Regions from separate parts of the Homo sapiens genome. Here region 1 is linked to region 2. The links are chromatin loops, found by intact Hi-C in ENCODE. Cell type or tissue: heart right ventricle. All regions are shown on one strand. Each heading gives the region's core, and the rest is flanking DNA. Links, peaks and the distances in the headings are about the cores only. Region 1 has its middle 9.8 kb from the start of LPP-AS2. Region 2 holds the start of LOC107986166 (a long non-coding RNA gene).

Region 1 (10,192 bases), core at 2,668-6,667, 100 kb before region 2:
AAGGCAGTACCTGGCACTTGCAACCAAATGCACTCTAGCCTGGTTGACAGAGCAAGACTCTGTCTCAAACAAACAAACAAACAAACAAACTAGCATGGAGAGGGACACAAGAGAGAAATGTTTATGGTCCTTGCCTTACCCTAAATTACTGTGCAACCTTTTGGCAAGTCACTTCCTCTCTATTCTGAGTTTCTTTATCTATTCAATTGGGTTCTTAGATTTGGTGGTCTCTAACACTCTCCCAGTTTTTCAATTTGATGTTACATTCTACCCAGTGACCAAATTCATATTCCAGAAGCATAGTATGCTATGTCATACCGCAAATCTTGTAAACGTTCCTGATATGGTTTGGCTGTGTCCCCACCCAAATCTCATCTTGAATTGCAGTTCCCATAATCCACACATGTAACAGGAGGGACCAGGTGGAGCTAATTGAACCATGGGGGCGATCTCCCCCCACCTGTTCTTGTGATAGTGAGTTAGTTCTCATGAGATCTGATGGTTTTATAAGGGTCTTTCCCCTTCACTGGGCACTCATTCTTCTGCCTCCTGTTGCCACATGAGGAAGGACATGTTTGCTTCCCCTTCTGCCATGATTGTAAGTTTCCTGAGGCCTCCCAGCTATGCTGAACTGAGAGTCAATTAAACTTTTTTCCTTTATAAATTTCCCAGTCTTGAGTATGTCTTTATTAGCTGTGTGATAATGGACTGATAGGGTTCAATAATATCAACCAAATTAAGTTCATACCCTGCAGCTTCCCCTTCCTCATTTCATGATCAAATCCTGATGGCCTTTTCCAACTATAAGTTGTACCTCCAACACCCCCTCCTCCACCACACACATACACACACACACACACACACACACACACCACTTCCTTTACTTCCTGCCTCTGGGCTTTTGCACGTTTAGTTTTCTCCTCTTGAACCTAAAAGACTTTCCAGGGCCATCTCTGAATCTGCAGATTCTACATGTCCAGCCAACCCCCTCCCATTGCCCATTCCTTCCAAACTCCCTCCATTAATATGAAAATAACTTCTCTATTTTCTCAAAAAGATACCCATCTCATTATCCCAATGCATTACAACTTTTCATCAGTGTGTTTGATCTCCTCCATGCAAATATAGGATTCTTTATAGTAGTCTTCATGTCTTGTTCATTTCTCTTCCCCAGCAGCCAAGGCAGTACCTGGCACTTATAACCAAATGTCAACCAGTAAGTGAGTGAATGAGTGAATCACTCCTTCACTCAATGTGGATAGAAAAGCAACACAATTGATGCTGTCTCTCTGGAAGTTTGGTCATGTTTCTTTAGACCATGACTCTGAGCAGGCATCAGGAGGGGCAAGGGGAAGAGACAGGACTAATATTGGTCATTTGTTACAATGTGCTGTGTGTGCACTTTCTAGGCCTTCTAACGATTACCATACATAAATTGTATAAATTTTCCGATAACATCATTCTGCTACTAGAATAGACATGAAATTAAAGCCGTGGTTATTTTGCAACTTTATATAAACAAAATTTAAAAAGATACCTAAGGGCATCTTTTTTCAGAAATAACTAAGCATAAGTGACAGTTTTAATATTTTATGTATCCTCTTCTATAGTTGAACATAGGTCTTTTCCAAGATTATAGTACCAGTGTCATATACAAACCAGGCCTTTGGGTGACAGTGACTCCAGCTCGGCCCAATGAGCATCAGTCTTTTGAAAAGAGGTTAAAAACTTAACATGGTAAATAGTAGTGCAGGCTTGTAATGAATGCAACACTAAAGATAATAAAACAGTTTATAGACCGGGCATGGTGGCTCACACCTGTAATCCCAGCACTTTGGGAGGCTAAGGCAGGAGAATCGCTTGAACCCAGTGGGTGGATGTTGCAGTGAGCCAAGATCGTGCCACTGCATGCCAGCCTGGGGGACAGAGTGAGACTCCCTCTCAAAAAAATAAATAAAATAAAATAAAACAGATTATAAAAGGTTTGCTTACTCTCTCTTCTTCACATCTCATTGTAGAATGGAGGAAGAAAGTGAATGTAAAATGAAAAGAATGTATCATCAGACTTCCTAAATGAATGTTTTCTCTTTTTATTGAGTACTAGGTCTTTGATGTCACAAGGTAATTTCTTCATTAGCTTACAGGAATCAAATCAATATGGACAAACAATCATTTGTATCTGTCCCCTGAGTTTCTGCACAATGTTACCCAGTTTTTAGTAAGTGGCTATAATGTTTTGCATTTTGCCAGATCACAGGATCGGATTGTCTGAATGCATTTTGTTGTATCCCAACTCGGCCACCTGTACCAATTTAAAGGCTTTTGACCTCAGGTAAGTGCAGGACTTAGAAGAGATATGATCGTGCCTGGAAGCCTGTGAATCTTCAGAGATCAGGCAGAGCATTCTCACAGTGGGGGCCAGTCTCTTGTGGCAGAGATGTTGGTAGGCAGAGCTTTAATCCTTTTTGTGTTCACTACCAATGAAAAGTTTCAAAGAGGCTCAAACAACAAGGGAGACAACTTATGCCATCTTTTTTGCTCTAACAACAGGTTATTACTGCACCTACTAGCCTTATTAGGCCTGGGAATACAGTGTTGAGAAAAACATTAATAGACTCAGTTCCTACCCTACATCCTAAAACAAAGATAATACATAGTACCAATTCCAAGCAGAGGAGTGTGTTGAGATAGCTTGGCTGAGACCTCCCAGGTGGACCACTGGATGGGCTGGATCCACCACTGCAGCTGAGAGGCTCCTTTGATGGTGATGGGGCAGGCAACGATGATCCTGGAGACACAACCGAGGACCCACTGGGGAAACACAAACATGTCATGAACATTTTTGTCTTCACACAACAACAGAAGCAGGAGGTAAAGGATAATGTCCAAAGGTTTGAGTTGCATGGAGCTGAAGAAGGTCTGCCAGTTCTTGATGAGCTCAGTACCTGGAATAGGCTTTAGGATGTGCCTTGCCTCATTCATGGCTGCAATCCACAGTCTCACTGACTCCCTGAGCATCACAGCAGATATTAGGTCAGTTTTAGATAAATAGAAAGAAGTCCATGATATATATCTATATAAATCTCTTTATATATACATATATTATATATATGTATATATATACATATATTATATATATGTATATATAATATATTATATATATGTATATATATACATATATTATATATATGTATATATATACATATATTATATATATACATATGTTATATATATTATATATGTCTTCTATATATACATGTATATATACACAGTTTAATTGAGGTATAATCTGCATACCATAAAATTCATTCACTTTAGGCAGAAGTGGTTTTTAGTAAATTTAGTAAATTTATGGAATTGCATAACCATCACTGCATTCTAATATTAGAGCAGTTCCATCACCCCAAAACGAAACCTTGCACCCATTTATAGTCATTGCCTATTCTTATCTTCAGACCCAAATATCTACTAATCTACTTTGTGTCTCTATAAGATTTGCTTTTTCTGGACATTTCATGTAAATGGAATCATAGAACGTGTGAACTTTTGCATCTGATTTATTCCACTTACCATGTTTTCAAGGTTCATTAATGTTGGAGCATAATGTATTAATACTTTTTTCCTTTTTATGGCCAAATAATATTCAATTATATGGATATACCATATTCTCTTTACTCATTCATCAGTTGCTGAACATTTGGCTTATTTCCGTTTGGGGGCTACAATGAATGAAGCTGCTGTGACCATTCAGGTACATATTTCTATGTGGACATATATTTTCATTTCTTTTGGTTACATGATATTTTAAAGTGGGAGAAAAAGCATAGATGTAATTTTTTAAAGGATTTGAAAGGGTATGCTTAATGTTATAAAAGTGATTGTTTTAAAGTGGTAGAATTATTTATTCTTTTTGCTTACCTAAATTTTCTAATTTTCTTACAATAAATGTGTCACTTTTAAATTTTCCTATGTGTCTGTAATAAGACAGACAATACAGCTTTTTTAAGACAAAAAAGCAAACACATATTTGGGAAGATGTGATCCCTTTTGTTTGACCTTGAATCTTCTCAGCAATCTATGCCAGAAGGTTTGTGGTGGAATATTATTTTGAAATATTTAATTAGATCTTTACCCGTATTTCTAGACCTTGGCTCTTTATTCACCCAACTAGCTAAGACAGTCTGTGTTAGTGCATTCCCAGGGATGGAATAGACCTCAAATTGAAGGAGGCTAGGTTTCTTTTACTTTCAGAATAAACTTAATTTTAATTGCATACTCCCAATTATAGAAAATTTTCACATTTTTGCTTTTGAGTTTGTGGACTAAAATTAGCAGACTTTTACAGGTTAACCAGTCTTTATTTGAGAATCATCAAACTCAACATCGCTCAAAATTGAATTCTCCCGGGCTCTGCCTTCTTCCCACTTCCCTGTCTCCTTTCATGGTACCCCAGCCTTCTTGTGAGGAGGATGCTCACAACCTGTGGTCATTCTTGACTTCCCTCTCCCTAACTCCTCATTCCAACCACTGGTCAAGTCTGGCTGATTCTACCCACAAATTCAATGTATGGGTAGGGAGAGAAGAGAGGCAGCGATTTTATTTCTTTATTTATGAAACAGAGTCTTGCTCTGTCATGGAGGCTGGAGTGCAGTGGCACAATCTCAGCTCACTGCAACCTCTGCCTCCCGGGTTCAAGTGATCCTCCCACATCAACCTGCCGAGTAGCTAGGATTACAAGTGTGTGCCACGCTTGAAAATTTTTTTTGTATTTTTAATACAGACAGGGTTTCACCACGCTGGCCACACTAGTCTCAAACTCCTTACCACAAGTGATTCAACCTCCTCAGCCTCCCAAAGAGCTGGGATAAGAGGAGTGAGCCACCGCTCCCGGCCCAAGAGGCAACAATTTAAATTTAAATGGTGATCCTCTCCACCAGGATTCTTGTGAGTGGAGATGCAAGACCTGAACCTCCTGGCCCACACTAGTTCTCACATCTTTACCTGCTTTTCATGGAGTGCTCTTACCTTGTTGATTTTACTGTTTAAAGATACCCATATTTGGCCGGTGGGTGGTGGCTCACACCTGTAATCCCAGCACTTTGGGAGGCTGAGGCAGGCGGATCACTTGAGGTCAAGAGTTCGAGCCCAGCCAGGCCAACCTGGTGAAACCCAGTCTCTACTAACAATACAAAAATTAGCTGGGCTTGGTAGCAGGTGCCTGTAATCCCAGCTACTCAGGAGGCTGAGATAGGAGAATCGCTTGAACCCGGGAGGCAGAGGTTACAGTGAGATCGTGCCACTGCACTCCAGCCTGGGTGACAGAGAGAGACTGTGTCTCAAAAGATAATAATAAAATAAATAAAGATACCTATATTTTATTCAGCATGGCCCCAGTTAAAAGCCAGTTGCTGCTTCTGGTGCTCAACCAATAAATTGTGATTAGTCCCAAAGCTAGAGGAAAGGGGATTGTATCCTACGTATTTTTCAAGGATAATTTTAAGCAAAAATGTCCACATGATTTTATTTCAATCATCAACACTTACAGTAGGGTGGACTCCACCGTATGTTCACAAGGAAAATTCAAATGTAGTTTGAATATACAACGTTAGCACAATGCTAAAATAAACAAACTGGAATAAAAATAGATACCTATAGAGAATAGTAGGGCAGTAATTCATATCTGTGGCCCTAACATGATTTTTTTTTCTCTGTCGCACAGGCTGGAGTGCAGTGGTGCAATCTCAAACTCCACCTCCCGGTTGCTCACTGCAACCTCCACCTCCTGGGTTCAAGTGATTCTCCTTCCTCAGCTTCCCAAGTAGCTGGGATTACAGATGTGCACCACCACGCCCAGCTAATTTTTGTATTTTTTTTTAGCAGAGGTGGGGTTTCACTATGTGTTGGCCAGGCTGGTCTTGAACTCCTGACCTCAGGTGATCTGCCTGCCTCAGCCTCCCAAAGTGCTGGGATTACAGGCGTGAGCCACCGCGCCAGGTGTACATGATTTTTTAAACCAAAAAGCTTCCAGTATTTTCACCTTCCATTTGAACCTTACAAAGTCCCACTAAGGCACTTGGTATTCCCTCATTTATCAGGCTAACTCACAGAACACCATACTACCTTAATATCTCACCTCTCAATCCGATTCGCTCTAGCTCCAGATCACCCAGGTGGCTACCACTTGTAAGCTGAGGCACTGAAAAGGCTCTGGCTAAAAGATCTAGTTTCCTTTCAGCACACGAGTTTATTATAAACTTTCTCTTTCCCTGTGACACATGGCATAATAGGCAGGAAAGAAGTGAAGCCCTTTAAGATTTCCTGAGCAGAAATACAAGAAGCTTGAATGGTTTGGGTGGCATTTATAAGTTCCAAGTAGGACTGGTCACATTTCTTTAGGTTTCCCATGGAGATGTGGTTGAGATGAAGCCCTCAACCACATCACTGAGCCAAGGGAGGATGCTCAGATTGGGAAGCAAGAGACCTGGGCTCTAGTCCCAGCTCTGTGATAAATATATGATCCCGAATAAGTAATTTCCTCTCCCTGAGCCTTATTCATTTTTATTTCTCTTTCTTTCTTTCTTTCTTTCTTTCTTTCGTTCGTTCCTTTCTTTTCCTTCCTTTCTTTCCCTCTCTCTTTCCTTCCTTCCTTCCTTCCTTCCTTTCTTTTTCTTTCTTTCTTTCTTTCTTTCTTTCTTTCTTTCTTTCTTTCTTTCTCTTTCTTTCTCTCTTTCTTTCTCTCTTTCTTTCTCTCTTTCTTTCTCTCTTTCTTTCTCTCTTTCTTTCTTTCTTTCTTTCTTTCTTTCTTTCTTTCTTTCTTTCTTTCTTTCTTTCTTTCTTTCTTTCTTTCTTTCTTCTACAGGATGAAGATCCTCATTCCTGTCCCACCTTCTGTATCTTTATGGCATGGACCAGATAAAACAATGAATGTAAAAGTACATTACAAACTGTAAACACCATGCAATGTATGGAATTTCTGGTTGAAGTTCATGATTCCTGACACTGCTTTTCCTATCCCCACTCAATGTTTTCACCCGCTGCTTTCAAAGTGAACCCCCAGTGTTCTTTTGTGGTCTATTTGACCCTTAATTTGTCAACCTATTAAGAATGATCTACTAAACCACAAACTGACCTAAATTCAATATATATTGAGCCTTAATTTCCCCAAGTAGAATATAGATAACTTTCCAGCACCAAGCTCTGAAATTGAGGATTACTGAACTAATGTCTAAATGCTCTGAGAGCTTTTCTTTAAGGAAGAAAAGTGGTTGCTGCTTTGGGACGATGGCTGAATCTCCAATTAAATTCTTTAAAGCACAAGGCATTGACATTTTATTCCTACCTCTGATTACATTAAAGGATTATGTCTGATTGCTGTGGCAGATGTAAGAAGAGGAAACAGATTTGATTTTGTTTCTATGTTATAATGACTAATTATTACAGTTCAAAAAAAATCTAAATTTCAGTGTCTCCCATTGCATGCATCCCACTTAATCAAAAGACAAATAGCATTCATTGGGATGAAGAATAAGAGAATTAAGAATCCTGGGCAGTTTATCTATGCCTGTCACTAACTCACTGCTTCATATTTGACTATGAGATGATCATCTTTCATGCTCGGTTTGACCTTTTAGTGAATGTAATGCAAGAAACTCCCCCTGGCCCAGCACCTTCCGTCTTACAATCAAAAAAGCAACTATTAATGATCTGGCAATGGTGTGTTGCTATCTAAATAGGGTACTGTATATCCATGTTGCCCTGGACAATCCTAAATCATGACTATCTTCTCGGGCTAATTTTATTTATTTATTTATTTATTTATTTATTTATTTATTTATTTATTTTGAGATGGAGTTTTGCTCTTGTTGCCCAGGCTGGAATGCAGTGACACAATCTCGGCTCATCACAACCTCTGCCTCCTAGGTTCAAGCGATTCTCCTGCCTCAGCCTCCTGAGTAGCTGGGATTACAGGCATGCGCCACCACGCCCGGCTAATTTTGTATTTTTAGTACAGATGGGGTTTCTCCATGTTGGTCAGGCTGGTCTTGAACTCCCAACCTCCGGTGATCCACCCACCTCAGCCTCCCAAAGTGCTGGGATTACAGGTGTGAGCCACTGCACATGGCCTTCTTAGGCTAATAGCATTAATAGCATTGCCTTTTACTCTCAAAAGTCGCCCAATTTGGGTGATTGACATTTTGGTCACCCTACAGCATAGAACTTCTTCAAATAAACTTTCTTGAGTACCTATTAATGCAGAAGCTCCTGAACATGATACTTACTTGACTTGAAGCAGTCATGGATCCTACTCTACGAAAAAAAAAGGCTAATAAGCTGTATATACATACTTTACATAAAGTGTATACTTACTGTATTTTAAAATGTGATGGGTGTGCAGAGAGGAGTAGAATTCTTTTTGTTCTTTTATTCTTTCACAATTATTTTTAAGTACCTACTATAAAACAGGTAGATAACTGAATACCACGAACAACATATAATACGTTATGGCCAAGAAGGTGTAACACACTAGTTCAGGTTATAAACAAGTAAAAACAAATATAAACAAGTATGTATATATTCAGTTACTGTAGAGTGATCTATGTTAAGGTAAGGATGAGTCGGAGTGTTATGGGAGCCCATTGGAAGTGCACATAGGTCTTGAGGAGCAGGAGGGCAGAGAAGATTTGCAGAAAGAAACAACAGGTAAAATGAGACCTGAAAGAAGATTAAGTGTTAGCTAGGTGAAGAAATGTAGGGTAATGAGGAGTGCTCTAGCCAAAGTATACAGCACATGCAAAGACAGAATTATATTTCAAGATTGTTGTAAACTAAGAGAATTAAAAATAGTTCATTATGGTTTGAGCATAGCATGGGGAGAATAAGAAAAGATGAGCTTATGAGGAAGGAGGCAACAGAACTGGCAAAATTTGGATCAAAGAAGGGAGGAGATTATTCAAAGAAAGGAACAGAGAAAGCACTGGGGTATGGCAGAGCAGCAGGCAATCTATCCTGGATATGGACTTAAGTCCTCGGAGGATTCTTGAGCAAGCAATGGGCTGCCCAGAGCTGTGCTCAGGATGGTTGTTCTAAACAGTGGGACTGGCCTTGTGTGAGCTCAGTTCTTGCCTCTGGTCTCTCCTAGCCTGCCTTATCACCTTGGGGTCAACCTTCATGTATGCACATGTATGTGGCTTCTAATTTTGTAAGTGAAGAAACTCTGGGCCTTTGGGCAAGCTCTGTATCCAGCAGAGTACTGGTTAGCTATCCCGTTCACCATTAGACATTTATTTCTACTTTTTCAGAGCTAGAAAATCTCGGCCCCAACCAACAGACACGCACAGGAAAAAAGCCTGAGGACACCAAGAATTGAGCCAAAAACAGAGTATGACATCCAGCTCTCCTCTGGGGATGGATTTGGCAAGGGTCTAAGTAGATAGAGTGGAATCAAGGGTCTACTGTATCAAAGTAGCAGATTATAGCTCACTTGAAGAAAAGTAAGCAGAAAATAAGACCACGGTGGGGTCTATTTAAAATGCATTGACTGTGTCAGGCAGGATTCTCAGTTTTAAGTAGTGAATTGGACTCTGACAACGTAAGTGGGAAATAATTTACTAAAAAGATATTGAGTAGTTTCTAGAGTCTACTTTGACATGAAAGAACAGGTTCAGAATCTCTATACCAGAAATGAAACTATTTAGTCCAGTGGTGACACTCTTAAAGCAACTACTGGTTATGGACATTACTTGCACCACAAGCATCCCTAACACAGGGTGCTGCCTGTAAAACAGCTGTCATGTTGCGTCTGGAAACTGCATGTGGCCAGTTCTGCTCTGTTTCCTTGAACCACTTGTGTTAGTCATTGGCTGGAACATACACATCTGGCTCGCAGTGCCTACTCTGTGCATCCTAATTGCAAGGAAGACTTAGAAAGTGAGTTTTTCCAGGGGGCTGAGGCAGGAGAATGGCGTGAACCCAGGAGGTGGAGCTTGCAGTGAGCCGAGATCGTGCCACTGCAGTCCGGCCTGGGTGAAAGAGCGAGATTCCGTCTCAAAAAAAACAGAAAACAAAAAAAAAAAAACAAAGTGAGTTTTTCGTATTTTCAGTTTCTATATGGAAGGCAAGCTTTGCTTCATAAAATGGAATATTCTCCAAACATAGAAAGGTGTGTGCGGAGGGGATACAGATGCTGAGATGA
Region 2 (10,657 bases), core at 3,744-7,743:
TGATCTGGACTGAAATGCCCATCAGTTATTCTAGACCCCGACTTACTGATCACAGAGAATCTTTAATCTGTGCTTGTTTACTCTGAAACTGGCATCTCCACTAGTGCTGCAGCTGCTCACCAGACACACCAGAGCACTCTTTCTTGCTGATGATGCTGGAGCACTTTGTTGCTCACTGATCATGCTGGAGCTCTATGTTGCTCACCCATCATCCTGGAGCACTCTCTTGCTCATTGATGATACTGGAGCACTCTGTTGCTCCCTAATCATACTGAAGCTCCATTTTCTCAGTGAGGATCAGAATTCATCATCCCTGGCTGCTCTAGTTCCCACATCCTGGTTGCTGGGAAGGGTTTTAAAACCTCTTACATGGAAAGAGTCCCTTCTTCCTGATTAGAGTCCAAACTGAAAATGGATCCTCTATTTGCAAGCACCACGACACTTCCAGTGCAGCATTAGTAAATACCTCCCAAGCAACAGCAGCCTGGCACATTATTGTTTAGCCACCTCCTGCCCGATATCATGTGGGTTTCACTTATAGAAGGTTCTACAAGGTAAGGGAGGTAGAAACAAGTCAGCACAAACAGAATTATAAATATCTTTATAGTGACAGATATATGAAATCTAATTGGGTGGGGAAAACAGATGCAGATAAACAGCTGGATAAGAATGCAGGTTTGAACCTAGTGAAATACAAAGAGGATGATATAAAAGATAATATTAAAGAAAAAGCTGCCTGTAGGTATTCTACCTTTTGCAATATTTTTTTATTTTCCATAGTCCCATCTGTCTTCTTGTCCATATACAATGCACATTTTTACATAGTTGCAGTCATGTCACAAATACTATTTAGGGTTCTGTGTTTTCGCTTAATATTACATGAATTTGCCGTATTGCTCCAATCTTTCTTTTATGGCTGCAGAAATGCCATTGTGGTGATTCACACCAAGTTTCTTGCCTTTTACCTATTGTTGGAATTTTATGTCTCCAGCTGCTTAGCATTATGGATAATTTTGTAAAGATTATCTTAGGATATTCAGCTTTGTGCTTTTGTTGATTTTCTTAGGATCAAAATCCAGGAGGGAACTGATTTGTAAAGGGGTATGAGGAACAACATTCCCTCTGGTACAAAGCTAACTGTGTTGGGCACAGCTCTAAGCCTCATACTAATCTTACTGGACATAGCTCTAAGCCTCATACTGATCTTACTGGCATGTTGCTCTAAGCCAGTAACTAGCATGTCACCTGGCAACTGAGCAGAAGAACAGAGGTTTACTAGGTCCTGAGGGAGGCTGTTACTGCACAAGTTCTTTGCTGGTGACAGCAGAAAGTACTTAGGGGCCATTCCAAGGGTCTGCCTTGTTTGCAGAGTTGATTCATTTGTGGTTGCCATATAAAGGCCTCTGAACCAACAATTGTTTGGGAGCAAAAGCAAACGAGTGCCAAGATCCAAGTTCTCGTACTGTGGCTGTAGGGTTGAGGGCTGCATAGGGTCGAAAGGTATAAGTCACTGTAATATCAGCGTGGGGACACCATGGGTCTCATCAGTGGTTTTGCCCATGGGCACAGCCCTTGTGGCGGATGTCTAATTGTGTGCAGCCCAGATGTCAGCGGAGGCCCTTGGAGATCCTATTAAACTTGACCCGAACCCCAATGCCAAGCCTTATGAGAGCCTTGAATCCACAGAGCAGTTGCTCTCCGTACCCACACCATATATCATCATGCCTCATTCAGCTTTCATGCCCTCTTATCTAAGAGTGCTGTCTGGTTCTGTCCTGCACCACCCATTCCAGGAACAAAGCCCATTTCCTTCACTTGGTCTTCACAAAAACCCACTTGCATTCAGACGTTTGTGAGTTTGGTAACTTTACTGAAGATCGAGGGTCATGAGGGGAGTCTTCATAGACTCGGCAGCCCTTGCTGTCTTTTCACCTCCTGCCTTCTCTGGTCCTCAACCTCATTCTTCTGAGCAACAGGCACCTGATCCCTGGTCTTCTTTAGTAAAGTTCCCCATACTCAGGTCCCTTCTGTGCCCATCCAGGTATTTTATCCCAAGCAAATAGATATGGCCCCCTGAAGGAAATCCTGGTAGAGAATCTTCCTCTATCTCACCATTTGCTGTCAATAACCATATCTTTACAGGTAGATGGTTAGTGAGGAGTTTTTGGTTTTGTTTTAAATGAGATAAGCTTTACATAAGAGGAGTTGTTTACAGGGAACTTTTACAGATATTATTCCATTCAGGACTCCCAGTAGCCCTGGCAGGTGATTAGTTAGACAGGTGCTATTATCTGAATGTTTGTGTCCTCCCCAAAGTCATGTGTTGAAACCTAAGCCCCAGCGGGATGGTGTTAGGAGATGGGGCCTTAGTGAGGTGATTTGGTCATGAGAACCAGGTCCTCATGAGTGGAATTATTGGCCTTACAAAAGAGGCCCCAGAGAGCTCTCTCACCCCTTCCCACCACATGAGGACACAAGGAGCAGTTGGTAGTCTACAACTTGGAAGATCACCCTCACCAGAAGCTGCCCATGCTGGCACCTGGTCCTGGACTTCCAGCCTCCATATCTGTGAGAAATGAATGTATGTTGTCAATAAGCCACCCAGTCTGTGATAGTGTATTATAGGAACCTGAACAGACGAAAGCAACTGGCATTATTATCCTGGCTTAGAGTTGAGGAGACTGTGGCCCAGAGAAGGGGAAGAACCTGATTGGGGCCACTCAGCTGATTATTGAAGAGCCGGAACCAGAGCCCAGATCTCTACTGGGTTCAGTGCATGATCCTTCTCCACATCATCTTGCCAGGTCAGTTCTAGGAGCCTCACTAAGCTCTAACAGTGGCAAGCATTCAATAAACGCCCACCCAGTAGACATTACCAAGTCCTCACTCTGTGCCTGTTTTCAAGAGTGTAGAGTGAAGAAAGCATGAATAAATTAAGAGGCTTCTTGTTACCCCAGCACCCAACACTTAGTTAAAACCAGATGTGATAGACAAAATATGTTATACCCACACAAAGGAATATTAGTCAGCCACGAAAAGGAATGAAAGAAATACTGATACATGTTACAACATGATTGACCTTGAAAACATGCTAGGTGAGAGAAGCCAGACGCAAACAGCCACAGATTCTATGGTTTCATTTGTACGAAATGTTTAGAATAGGCAAATCCATAGAGACAGAAAGCAGACTAGTGATTGCCAGTCTTGGAAGAGGGGGAAATAGAGTGAGTGCTTAATGGTGTAAGGTTTCCTTTTGGGGTGATAAAAAATGTCTTGTAACCAGATAGAGGTGGTGGTTGCACAATATTGTGGATGTACTAAATGTTACTAAATTCTACACTTAAAATGTTAATTTTATATTATGTGAATTTCACTTCAATTCAAAGTAAAAAAAAACTCAACAAACCAACAAACCAGTGTGACTTCACCCCCCCACCTTCAGCTTTCACCTCCTTGCATGGTTCCAGGTCCTGATGCTCCCTCACTGGACAGGGAATGAACATATGCAGACTCAGTTCTCAATTCTGTCACTTACCAGCTATGCGGCCTTGAGAGTTTATGCCTTTCTCTGGACCTCAGCTTTCTAACCTGCAAGTTGAGGATGTCACCCAGATTTTAACCCAAGTTCCTTCTAGGTAGGCATTCTGAGATATTGGGAGTAAAAGGAAGGATGCAAACCAATTGGGGAGGGGCAGGGGAGGCACTCTGTTTCTTCTGCAACTTTCTCTTCTCAGCTAGTGGACTATAGTAATTTTTAGTTTCCAGTCCCCAGTCACACAGATAGCAGCTTCGGCTCTTGGCTTGGCTGGCACTGCTGGGGCTCCCACTATGCTTCACTGAGCAACGTAAGCCCCTAGGTAATCCTGTTAAGCCACTGGGGTAGTGAGTCATTTCAGTACCACCTGAACACCTTCCTGTGGTGTCCCAGCAAGGAGAGGACCTCCAGCCAGATCATTATGACTTGATCTGCAAAAACTTTTGAAGCATAAATTGGAGCTTTTAATTGCATTGTGACTTGGAAATCCATCATGCCTAAATCAGTGTTCAGAAGAGCTCAAAGTATGCTCATTCATTCATTTATTACCCATCTTCTGTGCCCCTGTTACATCCCAGGTGCTGTGCCAAGCTTTAGGAAGACACAGGTATAGCCACTGTCTTCAAGGAATTCACTGCCCTTTGAGAGAGACGGACTCATAAACCAAAGTAAAATGTAGCATTTACAAAGGTAGTGAAATAAAAGTATAAATCAGGAAAATTAGCAGTTCAGTGGAGAATGAAGGAATAGATTAAAGGGTCAAGAGAGGTCTTTACAGATGAAGTAATATGCTGAGTTTTCAAGAATAATAGGGGACTTCCATGTTCTAGTGGTGCTCCAGGGAGGATGATGGTTACAGTAGTCTACTCCAGTAGGGAGAAGCATTTTTTTAATCACTGTTGACGTTTACAATTGCCAGTGCAAGATGACAATAAAAAGATGTCTAAATTTTAGGCTGTCTTATTGATTTTTAAATTCCTAGAAATAATGCATCTTCTTATTGCCTAAACTAGGATAGATTACTCCTCCCACTGCTACCAAGTACAGAGGATGTGGAAGGGCATTCAAAACACAAGGATCAACATGTGTCAAAAGTTTTGAAGGATGAAACTTTAGAGTGTGTTCATGAAGTGGCAAGGAGTTTGATATAGCGGGACATAAAATATTTGGAAAAAGTGAGCTGAGTAAGAGCTGAAAATGAAGCTGGGTTCATTTTTTGAGGGCCCAAGATACGGTGTTAAATTTGAGTTTTATTCCAGAAGGCACTGGGGAGCCACAGAGGGTGGTCAGCAAAAGCATGATATAATCAACTTTCTTGTTGATGTAGCACTTTGGCAGCTGTGAATGGATAAGATGGGTCGAGAATGAAGGAAGGAGGCTGGCCAGGAGGCCCTTTCAGCCATTTGGGAGGGAGATGATGAGGGTTATGCCAAAGCTGTGTCAGAGGATGGGAAAAGGGGGCTGAGCTCAAGAGATATGTAGGGGTTAAACTCCAAGGGACTAAGAGTCTGATCAGAGCTGGGGGTGAGCAAAGAAATGTCTAAATAATAATTTCTATTTCTCCTTGCAAATGTCCTGCGAATGTCGGAGTTGGAAGGGATGTTTGGGACCACCTGCTCAACCGTCTTTGTAGCCCAGAGAAATACAAGGTACTGCCCAAGCTCAGGAGTTGAAGGCAGAGTCAGGATGGGATCTGTTTTCCAAGTTCCCAGCCAGGGCTGTCTCTTCCACTGTGGCTGCTCTCCATGTGCTGGTGACCTTCCCTTGATCCCACCCCTGCTCGTCAGCAGAACAGTGACTGGATAGAGAAGCCTTGAGTTCTCGTTCTTAACACTGCCCCGAAACAGTGACTTGAAGGAAGACCCTGCCTTCTTTGAGCTTCTGTCTTCTTATTTGTAAGTGAAAGGCTTGTCAAAGAGGAACTTTTCCATTTTTAATTCCTCTTGCTTCTGATTTTCTTTCTTAATTTTGCCATAGTCCCTACCATTTCTTCTTGCCTTACATTAGGCCCACTTCACTCATTTCTGTCTGGATCTGAGCTCTGAGCTCTGACCTAGATCCCTTCTGGAGGCCCTGGCACTCACTACTAGCCTGTCCTGCTTGTCTCTGAGCAGTCAGGCCATCCACAGCAGAGGGGATTGTCTTTCCGAGCTGCACATTCCTGGGCTGGGCCACCATCCTCTCTCTCAGAAAAATTACGTCTTTCTCTGCAGGTGCTCTGCCTGGACTGTGTATTGGAGAGCAAAGGAACTGAATGCTACGCATTGCGGATTTGGATACCATGTCTGCTGAGCTCAGGTGTGCTCTGGTCATGCTCTTTCGCAAGGAAATGGCTTCAGGACCTGGGACCTAAGTCCCAGTGTGAGTCAGATTCCTCAGGGTGCTTGAGCTTTCTTTGCCTGTGCTCTTGGGGCACACCAGCCTATAGGGTCAGGTGCCTTAGGGGTAGATCTCAAAAATAGAAAGCTGTTAAGGTGAGCTTTCTCATCAAGCTCTCTCTCACCTTCCTGCCCCAACCTTCTCAAGTGTCAAGAGACGAGAGAGACTCAGAATTGGGGAAGGAGAAATGGGGAGTTCTCAGAGGCCCTGGAGCCACCCTTTCAGCCAATGCAGAATATCTTCACCACCAAACTGCCCCCCCCAACCCCCGAAAACCCTGGCTTTCCTCTCCTGTATTCCTGCGCCCTTCATTTGAACAGTTTATACACCTCCTGTATGACTGTGCAGGGCAGCTGTCTTGTCCTATTTTAAACTTGTCTTCCACACAATGATGAAAGTTGCCTTTTTGTAACTTCCAATGATTGCTCCTCTCAGAACGTACCAAATCCCTGTCTTGCAAGACAGTCTTTTGAGTATATAAAAACAGATCATGTATCTAACTCCCATTCAACTACTTTTCTGCCAATTAAACTCAACCAATTCATATGTGGTATAGTTGCCATATTCTTAGGATGTGGTATCTCCCAAAGGGCAATGATTCTAGGTATGGTTTAACTAACTTCTGTAGCAAGAAAACCACAAATGCCAGTGGCTTAACACAAAAGCGGTTTCTCTCTTATGTGACAGTTCCTGGTCAGTGGGTGGTTTTCTTCCATGTAGTGATTCCAGGCCTCAGGGACCTGTTATCTTAAATCTCTGCTATCCCCTAGGCACTGCCCTGTAGCCCTCTCAATGATCCTGCTGGCAGATGGAGGGACAGAGAGTGGAGGAGGCACAAAAAGTGACATTTGATCTTCCACTCTGATTCCACTGGTGAGACCAGTCCTATGGTATCTCCTTCCAGAAACATGGATTGGGAAATACAGTCCCTGGCTAGCCTGCTCCCCCATTGGAGACAACTCTACACAGTGAGAGTGGGGGACATTTGAAGGAAAGCAGGCCATCTTTGCCACACTAGGCACCTCTTCCACCTCCCACTTCTGAGCAGCCAGCATGGACGACCTGCTAGATGCTGGGTGGACCAGGGTGGATGGGTGCGTTGGGGGTGTGGAGGGGAGGGCAGGTGTGTATTTCTCCCCTCTTGTGTCTAATTGGTAAGCAGTATTTTCTTGAACTTCAGTTCTGCAAACATTACTTTTGAGATCTTTGCTATATCTGCATAACACCTGTACTATAATTGACTTAATATTCTCTTTACACTGATTCACTTTTTAATTTAGTTTCACCTGAAGGGTAATATCTGGGAAATCATAGTTTTGATATGATAATTATACTTTTCCCAATATGTTCTAAAATGGATATGTAATTATTTTAATATAAATATTTGCAGATATACCACCTCAAACAAACAAGATACCACTGGTGGGTACATTGCACATTTTAAGAAATACTGTGATTGAGCCTGTATAAATCCCTCATAATCTGGTCCTTGGCTTTCTTTCTGACCTTACATCCTGCCTCTTCCCTCTTGCCCATGATCCTCCAAATACATGGACTTATTTGTTCTTCAAGCCTGCAAGCTCGTTCCTACTCCAGGGCCTTTGCACCAGCTGGTACCTCCATGGGAAATACTTTCTGTACATCTTCCCATGTCTGGTTCTTTCTAGACATTCAAGACTTAGCTCAGATGTCCCCTGCTCAACGAACCACCCAGTCTTTACCAGCTGCCTCACACCTCACTTCATTCCACCCTGCACAATCACTCTTTGTTTCAGTCCCTTTAAGCACTTTTCAAGATCTGGCATGGTGTGCTTATTTGTTGATTTATTTATTGTCTCTGTAACCCTAGTAAAATATAAATTCCTTAAAAGCAGGGATCTTACCTATCTTGTTTACCTCCACTTTCCCGGCACTTAGCACAGGGCCTGGCACATAATACTTACTCCATAAATATTTGCTAAGTGAATAAAAATGAGAAAAATGAACATAGACACCTAGTTCACTAATCAAATGAGAATTAAAATAAAGTTTTTTCTTTCAAATATTTTTTATTGAAATGACAATCAAATAAAAAAAGAACAGTGATCAATTTAAGCAAATTTTTACTTTCTAAATATAAAAATATAACCAAAACTTATTTCTTTTATACATTTTCCATAAATGTAATACCAGAAAAGTTCTCAAAGCCAAACTATAAATGATGCTTGTGTACTATGATGTGAAATAAATTTTTTTTAGCAGCTTGGTTATCCTTGATATGCATTTGGTAAACGTTTGTAGAAAGCACCTTGGAGATGAGGTCATACGAGGCCTCCCATTTCACCCATGAACTGCAGGCATTTGGGCCTGCAGTATGCAGGCCATCTGACTTACTTGCCAGCCAGAAAGAGAAAAGCTGGACAAGATAGATTGGTAAGCCAGACTTGCCTCTGGAAGACAGACCCTGGGTTCACTTGTGCAAAGGTTGCAGGAGGCTGGGAGAGGAGGGGCCAAGGATCCAGTCATCCATGCGTGGGGCCACAAGCAGCCTCAGTGGCCCAGGGAGCAAACATGTGTCCCGAGGCTGTCAGCCTCCACTGATTAGATTGGCTCCTGCTCCTCCTTCGTGAGAGGTGGGATAAACCAAAGGATGCTGAAAAAACCCAGAAGTGTCCAATCCATATGTTGGCATGGGAAATAGAAAGGGGATTAAAAGTCACTTTACTTATGGAACTATGAAGAAGGTGAACATGCTTTTCCTTGCAGAATGATCAGTCCACAAAAGACATGTAAGATGAGGGCAACAGCCAATAGAACCCACTCCCTCTTTCTGCAGAAACACAGTTGTCATGAATGCTGTGATGCGGCCCCCCTGAATGCCCTTTGGAACTGAGGGACTCATTTCTGCTACTCAGTACTGCTGGGATCACAGCTGAATCTCTTCCTAGGAATTGCCGTAGCCTGAAGGGAGCTGCCTTACCCAAGGTGAAACCTCCATCCTAGGCACAGATCCCATCCAATGACTAGTTGATGTAGGGATGCAGAGACCTGACCCCGTGGCTTCAATCCCAGACAATTCTGAAAAGCCACACCAGCTCCTGACCAACCACAGTGCATTCAACCTCTCCTGCCACCCAATCCTGCTTCCCTCACTCCTTTGCATTCCCAATAAACTCCCTGCTCACGAAGCTTCATCTCAGAGTCTGTTTCCCAGGGAACCCTAGGGCAACTTGTGTTGTCCCTAGTTGACTGTGTCCTCCACAATCAGTTGCCATATTGTTTAAGTGAGAACCAAGTTCTCACCAGTTTTTTACTAAGTTTGTTTCTTGTACGTGAAGATGAGACAAACCATATCCAAATAAGTGTTGGTGCACCTGAAAGAATGGTGGGTTATTCCCTTAAAATTACTTGAGATAATAAAAGTTAAAACTACAGGAAGATAACAAAAATAGCCAAGTGAAGTAATATATGTAAAACAGTTGACATTTCCCAATCTGTTTCACACAAAGCTTTGGACCCCATTTATGTGCCAGTCCATTTCTGCGTCCCCACTGCCTCCACGCCTGCGGCTCACTTAGGGGAATGTCTCGGAGGCTGATACCTTTCTGGCATCTCCTACTACTGCCAGCTTCCTCAGTCATCCCCACCCCACTCAGGAAAGGGCTGGGCTGTGGCATGGCCTCTGCCACACCTGCTGGATGGGAGCCGTGCTATCACAGCTCCAGTGCTAGAACCAACCAGATGGGACCATGTTGCTTTCCTCCTTCCACCAGATGATGACTCACATCTTGCTTCCCCAGGGCTGCTCAGAGGAGTAGGGTGATACCACGGAGATCCAGGAGAGTTAACTCTCCATGAGATGAAGTTTGCCCCATGTGAGAAGGGAGGCAGAAGGGAGGTGACTATCACACCCTCACCTTTCTTCCAGCTCCTCCCTGCTCCAGCAATATTCTGTATTGCAGTGGTTCCCTCAAGGACAATATCTCACAAGAATGAGTCATTGGCCACATTCCCTGGTGGTGCTGTGGCCAGTGTGGTCCTCACCTTCTTGCATTTTTCCCCCCTCCTTTCTGCCTCCCTCCCTTCACCCTTATTCTTGCTGCCTGGAATTATGCTGTCTCAGAAAGCAGCAGCATGTCAGCTTTGCTTCAAATTTTCCCCAGATAATCCAGGTGAAGGCATGGGCATTAACTTATTTGATTGGTTTTCACAAAAAGTCATCCTCTGGGGGGTTAGAATTATTGCTGGTATTTTTCAGTTGAGTAGACTAGGGGTAAAATAAACTGCCTGAGGCCAAAGCTGCACAGGAGGTGGTAGATCAGGGCTCAGTCTGCGTTCTGGCTCCAAATTTGCTGTTTTCCTTACACTTGAATTTAAGTTTCCATCAAGAGTTATACAACCAAGGAACTATATCTGCTCCTGTAAAGGCAGTATTTAGGGGTGGGGTGGGGTGGGTGTGAGGGTGTGCAGGAATCACTAGAAAGGACATAGAAAAATCTCCCGCAGGAGGTGGATGAATTGAGATGATAGTCCCATGGGCTCCACTTCCTGTCTTTCTATCCCAAACTTTCACTTTCCGCAGGTTCAACATCAAATGTGCATTTTTAGGCTCATGAGAGTAAAGAAAATACTGTTGCCATGCGTATGAGTTTCCTAGGGTGGTTTAAAAGGAAGAGACTATTCTCTCAAAGTTCTGGAGGCTACAGGTCCTAAATCAAGGTGTCGGCAGGACCATGCTCCCTCTGGAGGCTCCAGAGGAAAATT

The links. A loop is a pair of places that touch in the nucleus more often than their neighbours do. Peaks named below come from ENCODE experiments on the same cell type or tissue, not always from the same donor. Only the 100,000 strongest peaks of a DNase experiment are listed, where the experiment ranks them.
Region 1: a loop joins it to region 2, with 2.1 times the contacts of the local background. A loop is called at or near these places in 26 of 110 quality-filtered maps.

What each region holds. Positions count from the first base shown.
Region 1 is chr3:188,139,185-188,149,376 of GRCh38, reverse strand. No RefSeq gene overlaps it. Among named protein-coding and RNA genes, the nearest start is that of LPP-AS2, 9.8 kb to the left of the region's middle. In heart right ventricle, for the core only: no CTCF peak of the experiment used is centred there; no DNase peak of the experiment used is centred there.
Region 2 is chr3:188,037,296-188,047,952 of GRCh38, reverse strand. LOC107986166 (a long non-coding RNA gene) reads left to right here and starts at 5,356. Exons shown (of 5, transcript XR_001741061.2): 1 at 5,356-5,430; 2 at 5,749-5,835. In heart right ventricle, for the core only: no CTCF peak of the experiment used is centred there; a DNase peak (open chromatin) is centred at 5,276.